Linked DNA regions of Homo sapiens: region 1 is linked to region 2. A link is a contact called in ENCODE Hi-C or POLR2A ChIA-PET data. All regions are on one chromosome and are shown on one strand. Each heading gives the region's core, a stretch centred on a gene start or an enhancer-like site at or near the end of the contact. The rest is flanking DNA. Distances are from core to core; before and after follow the strand shown. Region 1 has its middle 77 kb from the start of CTAGE1. Region 2 overlaps LINC01900 (long intergenic non-protein coding RNA 1900).

Region 1 (3,123 bases), core at 466-2,965, 500 kb before region 2:
TATTTTTAAAGTTTCTTTGCAACTTTCTCTTTGACCCATGGATTATTTATAAGTGGGTTGTTTAATTCCCAAGTGTTGGAGATTTTCCTGTTACGCTTCTGTTTTTAATTTCTAGCTCAATTCCATTGTAATCAGAGAACACACTCTTAATAATTTCAACTCTTTTAAATGTGTTGGGTTTTGTTTTATGCCTAAAATGTGGTCTATCTTGATATTGTTAGGTAGGGACTTGAAAAGAATGTGTATTCTTCTGCTGTTTGGTGGTAATCTATAAATATCAATTAGATCCTATTTGTTATGGTGTTGACTTCTTCTATATCCTTGCTGATTTTCTGTCTAGTTGTTCTATCAATTGTTAAGAGAGGTAGTCAAGTCTTCATTTATAATTGTGGATTTGCTTATTTCCTCTTTCTGTTCTTTTGGGTTTTGCTTCATCTATTTTTGTGGCTCTTTTGTTTAGTGCACACACATTCTAGATTGCTATGTCTTCTTTGTGGATTGGCCCTTTTTTCATTATATAATGTCCCTCTATATCTATGATAATTTTCTTTGTTCTGAAGTTTATTTTATGTGATATTAATATAGACACTTTTCACATATACATCATGGAATACTATGCAGCCATAAAAAAGAATGAGTCCATGTCCTTTGCAGGATGGATGAAACTGGGAGCCATCATTCTCAGCAAACTAACACAGGAACAGAAAACCAAACACTGCATGATCTCACTCATAAGTGGGAGTTGAACAATGAGAACACATGGACACAGGGAGGGGAACATCACACACCAGGGCTTGTCAAGGGGTGGGGGTCAAGGGGAGGGAGACCATTAGGACAAATACCTAATGCATGCGGGGCTGAAAACATAGATGATGGGTTGATGGGTGCAGCAAACCACTATGGCACATGTATACCTATGTAACAAACCTGTATGTTCTGCACATGTATCCCAGAACTTAAAGTAAAATTAAAAAGAAAGAAGAGAGGAAAAAATACATAGCCACTTTTGCTTTCCTTTGATTAGTGTTTGCATAATACATCTTATTCCATTCTTTTACTTTTAACCTGCCTATGTCATTATATTTAAAATGAGTTTCTTGTACACAGCATAGAGTTGGGTCACATTTTAAAATTTGTCACAGAACGATGTCTACCTAATACAATTGATGTAATATCAATGTTTCCACCTTGAAGCCCCCAGTAGAGCTAAATAACTCTGCAGAACAAGTAGGTGACCTTGGAGCATATTCTCAATGTGTTTACTTCACTAAAGCACTTCTACGAAAACCCTCTGGATTCTTCTCTTGACAAAACAGATACCTTTCCAGGGTGTCTCCAAGATCCATACTTAAAATATCTTAGGCGTAACTTAGTCATCATAATATGGGTGATTGGTTCTAGGAGACACATATTCAGAACTTTTAAGAAGTTTTCTTAAATGTTAGACTTTACAGAGTTGTACTGAGGGGTGGAAAGTTGAATGTAGTCTCTCAGATTAGCTCATTATTCTTGTCTTATTTGCAAGTGTAGGGCCTTACTTGTCTTTAAGGGAATCTTTGTGAAAATCCTCCTTGACTAATAAAAAGTGTTCTATGTGGATTCCCTTCTCTTCTTCTTAATACTCTCTTTTCTCTTTTCCCTCCAGCAGTCCCTGCTTCTCCTCTCACTCCCAAAATATTTGTCTGCCTTTTGTTCCTGGGCTCTGAGCCTTCCCACAGCCTTTTCTTGTCTTGAAAATCATCAAGCTTTCAGCATGGGATATGAGTCATTGCTTTTTTCCTTCCAACCCATTTTAGGGTACAAAGATTTACCAGTCCTGAGGATGGAAGAAGTCTGAAACGACACGAGAACATTTTTAGTCTGGGTAGAAATATGTTGTCATTTTTCTGATTTTTGTTTTAAATGTCCACTCAAAAAAAAATCAGATATCCTACATGAATAGCTTTGGAAACTTGTTATTTTGAAAAATGTGTTTTTCCCTTTTCTGAATTTTGATTTTGTCATTCAACTCTTCTTGACATATTTATCCTTGGGAGAGTCCATGCCCATCCTGACCTTGACTCTTCCCAATTCCTGTTTTGTCTTCCTTGATGCAGAAGGTAGAGACCATAGCAATTTGGGTTCACTTCACTCTGTGTGTTCAGTGCCTTTTCTTATCCTGGTTTTTTGGCGGGTTTTGTTAAGCCATGCTAGACTTGCCTTTATGTCACACAAATCTACACAGTGTTAAAGTAACAATTAAATCTCCCATCTCCTAAAAATGAGTTTTAATTATCAAGAGGGGTGTAAGACCTAGGAGATGAAATGAACCCCTCCACTTGGGGCTACTGCAAAAGAGAGGGTAAGTTTAAGGGATGCAGTGTGAGTCCTGAAAGAGACCCCAGGAAGCCACAGCTCTTGGGTTTATAGCCTCGACTCTAAAATCTGCCCTGAAAATGCCCCATTTTACTCATTCCACCCCCGGATAGTAAGCTGCAAATTACTGGACAAATTCTTAAAATTCCAACCCAACTGAAGCTGCTGCCTGAAATGGAATTACCCAGAGGCCCCAGAAGCAGGAGAGGCAGGGATAGTGCAGAGCAGAGCTGGGAGAGCCTCCAGCTCCAAGGCAGCATCTGTCTTCCTGGCTTTGATGCCCTGACAGCCCCGTAGCTGTCTAGCGTGTGTCCTGACCTCAGTCTTCTTCTCAGGACTTTCAACCATGAGGGCAGTTGGCCTTTTCTTTCTCTAGGCCTCTCATCTCTTACACTATGACCTGGCTCCCCTGGACTTCCTGAAACTCAGTCCCCTTTCCTGGCTCAAGCTCAACAAAGTGTACTGAGCCCATCTCAATTGCTGGCACACTATTCTCTTCCTACCTGAAGAAGGGATTCTAAACTCATATGACACACCTCTCTGGGATATTGTGAGGCTAAAATGAGCTAAAAGGACATTTTTAGTGGTGGCAATAGAGGTAGAGATAATTAGTGGTGGTAGAAGTAGCAGTTGCTAGCACTGAGTAAACAGTAAGTGGCCACCAACCTTCAGAAGAAAGAGCCTTGGGCTCTAAATTTATTAGCTCAGAACCAGTGGCACAGATATAAATTCTACTTCCAGTCCTGGAGTGCAGGAGACTAAAGGTCC
Region 2 (3,065 bases), core at 64-2,563:
ATGAAGATCTTTCCTAAAGGTTTCCCTGGGGACTCTATACTTTACTTCTGTTACTGATTAAACTTATTGACTCTAGCACTTTTTTTTGCCTCTAGCAATCCAGTCCCATAGAGAAGCTGACAGATACGTGTTTCCCAATTAGTTTGAATTATGAAAGTAAGGGTGTGAATAATAGCGACCACTAGTGGTGAGTCAGTGCCATCTCACGAAGTAGAAACAGGACGTTGTTAAGTCAGCAAAAAAAAGGGGATGCAGCCTTGCTTCTCCAAGGAGGGTAGCTCCTCTGCGGCAGCCATGAGCCAGTCCAACACTGGCTGCCTTTTCAGGGCCCTGGAATCCAGTTGGAAGATGTGTGTAGGGTCGGAAGGAGGAACAGGAAGATACAAATTAAACAGAAAACACAAAACGAAGCAGCAAACACACAAAAGATGATTACTGGGCAGCTCTCCTGTGAGGGGAGAGTGGACGTCATAGGAGGCTGAAGGAGGTGCTCCCGGGAGCTGGGTAGACAGGAAGGTATCGTGAGGAGGCAGGACTTCAGCTGGGACTTGAAGGGAGAATGGGATTTGGAGATAATGGCATTCCAGGTGGAAGTCATGGGCCACCCAGACAGAGGCCCAGGAGATAGGGGAGTGAACCAAGGTATTCTCAGGATGGAGTGGAGGTGGGAGGGATCCCAGCCCATGAGACAGGGCAGAGAAATCTGGGTGGGCGGCCTGCTTAGTGGAGAGTTGATTACCCGGCCAGGGACTGTGGCCATCACACAGTCGGGGAATGACTTGAGGGAGACAGCAGGTCAGGGAGTAAGTAGTAGACAGGCCATCTACAGCCAGGCAAAGTGGCTTTGGACCCTGACTTCACTCCGTAATAGGTACAAAATAGGAAGGGACACACCTGTTTGAACTTTAGGTACCTCTATTTGTTACTTGGGCTTGATAGGTATTGTCCCAGCGCTTTTCTGGGGCCCCTCCTGGCATCAGAGAACAGGAATCAAGTCCAAACAGGCCTGGAGAGGCAGATACACCAGGCCCTTTCCCAATCACCTGTCACAGCTCTCTGCCCAGGGCCTTTTAGAGAGGCCAAACAGGAACAAAGACAGGGGTGCCACTAGCCACCCCGGGTAGGACACTTCTGTCCTTTGTGGGATATAAGCCAGAGGTCCAAATGAAGGATATTTAGTTTGCCTTTTTGCTAACAGATTAGATGAACAAATAGTACAAGGCCTCCCAGAACAATGAGCCCAAGAAAGGGCTGGGCCAGAACGGACTTGAGTCTGGGGTTCCTGACTCCCAAAGCACAAGGCCCAAAGGCCGCCTGGGTGAAAGGTCTGAGTCAGCCTGGGAGGGACCCGCAGCTGCTCAGGGCTGCTCCTTCTTGGGTGATTTCAAAAGCTACTCCTGGCCTCCAGCTCAGAGGACTGTGTGCCTTCAAGGATTCATTATTCAGTAAGAAGTCAGATGCTATTTGGAAAACAAACATTTCCTGCATATCCATCCAAGTGGGACACTTTAACATAAGAACACTATCTATCATCACAACAGCCCTGTCATTTAGGTATTTTTAATCCACAATTTACAAATGAAGACATTAAGCTCAGAGAATTTGATCCAAGTTTCAGAGCTGGTAAGCCACAGCTCCAGCATTCAATCCTTGGTCTCATTCCTTCCCAGCCCACCGTTTTTATCCAAGATGCCTCAATGACCTCTTCCCTGCAAGAGCCTGCCTTGAGGCTTCCGGGAGTTTTGTCCATCAAAGCTTTCTTGGCTCTGTTTTCACAGTTTGGGAAATGGTACCAACACAGGCATTTCTTCCTACTGTTTGCCCATCATGACCCACCCACTGTTGCCTCCTTAGACTGCTCCTGTGCTATTCCCAGGAGAAATATTACTGCTACTACCACTACTACTAATACAAATGATCTTCACATATTGAGTTTCTACGGTGTGCTGAGCACATGAGTTTATAAATATATGGTCTTATTTAACCCTATAATTATACCTTTTTTTTTTTTTTTTTTTTTGAGACAGTCTCACTCTGTTGCCCAGGCTGGAGTGCAGTGGCCCAATCTCAGCTCACTGCAACCTCTGCCTCCCGGGTTCAAGCAATTCTCCTGCCTCAGCCTCCCGAGTAGCTGGGACTACAGGCTCACACCACCATACCCAGCTAATTTTTGTGTTTTAGTAGAGATGGGGTTTCACCCTGTTGGCCAGGCTGGTCTCAAATTCCTGAGCTCAAGTGATCTGCCCGCCTTGGCCTCCCAAAGTACTGGGATTATAGGCGTGAGCCACTGCTCCCGGCTTATACCTATTTTCTATATTAGGATCCGAAAACACAGAGAGATAAACCCACTTGCCCAAGATCACCCAAGTAGTAAGTGGTGAAACTGGGATTTGGACGCATGACCTCTGACTTCAGAGCATGTGAGTTTAAGCACTGGATTCAATACACATATGTACACACCCAACCTGTTCTCCCTATTTCCTGTCTTGATCATTTTGGAAATAATTGAAACAGGAAATAAATGTGACAAATAAACTTGTCGCAGGTCCTTTCCTTGAGAACTAACATCACCATCTACCCATCAACCCCGTGGCTCTAGCCAAATATCTAAGAGTCATCTTGATTCGTATATATATATTTTTTTTCCTTTTTTTTGAGACAGAGACTCACTCTGTCACCCAGGCTGCAGTGCAGTGGCACAATCTCGGCTCACTGCAACCTCCACCTCCCGGGCTCAAGCGATTCTCCTGCCTCAGCCTCCCCAGTAGCTGGGATTAGAGGTGCCTCCCACCACACCCAGTTAATTTTTGTATTTTTAGTAGAGACGGGGTTTCACCAGATTGGCCAGGCTGGTCTTGAACTCCTGCCCTCAAGTGATCCTCCCGCCTCAGCCTCCCAAAGTGCTGGGATTACAGGCATGAGCCACTACACTCAGCCTTGATTCAGTGTATTTTCACATACTGATAATTATAAAGCAGGCAGAGTCTTATTTAAACCTGTGATTATTCTATGTAACAGAATTTTAATCCATTAGCATGGTGATTATTCTTCCTGAGTGGGAGACA

What was found. Hi-C counts contacts between places; a loop is a spot of excess contacts on that map. ChIA-PET counts read pairs that join two places held with the same protein, here RNA polymerase II (POLR2A). Pooled maps may share reads with other maps.
Region 1: a loop to region 2 is called in a map of Caco-2, with 4 times the contacts of the local background. The contact joins two enhancer-like sites. A Hi-C loop is called at or near these places in 1 of 168 maps with a recorded cell type or tissue (Caco-2) and 1 of 50 pooled maps. POLR2A ChIA-PET finds 5 or more read pairs at or near these places in 2 of 52 experiments (WTC11 and activated T-cell).

What each region holds. Positions count from the first base shown.
Region 1 is chr18:22,493,575-22,496,697 of GRCh38, reverse strand. No RefSeq gene overlaps it. Among named protein-coding and RNA genes, the nearest start is that of CTAGE1, 77 kb to the right of the region's middle. Within about 2 kb of position 1,715, at least 2 of the 41 ENCODE cell types and tissues checked have a DNase peak (open chromatin) inside an H3K27ac peak, as active enhancers do.
Region 2 is chr18:21,994,918-21,997,982 of GRCh38, reverse strand. It overlaps LINC01900 (long intergenic non-protein coding RNA 1900), which reads right to left. Exons shown (of 3, transcript XR_001753529.2): 3 at 3,006-3,065. Among named protein-coding and RNA genes, the nearest start is that of LINC01900, 15 kb to the right of the region's middle. Within about 2 kb of position 1,313, at least 7 of the 41 ENCODE cell types and tissues checked have a DNase peak (open chromatin) inside an H3K27ac peak, as active enhancers do.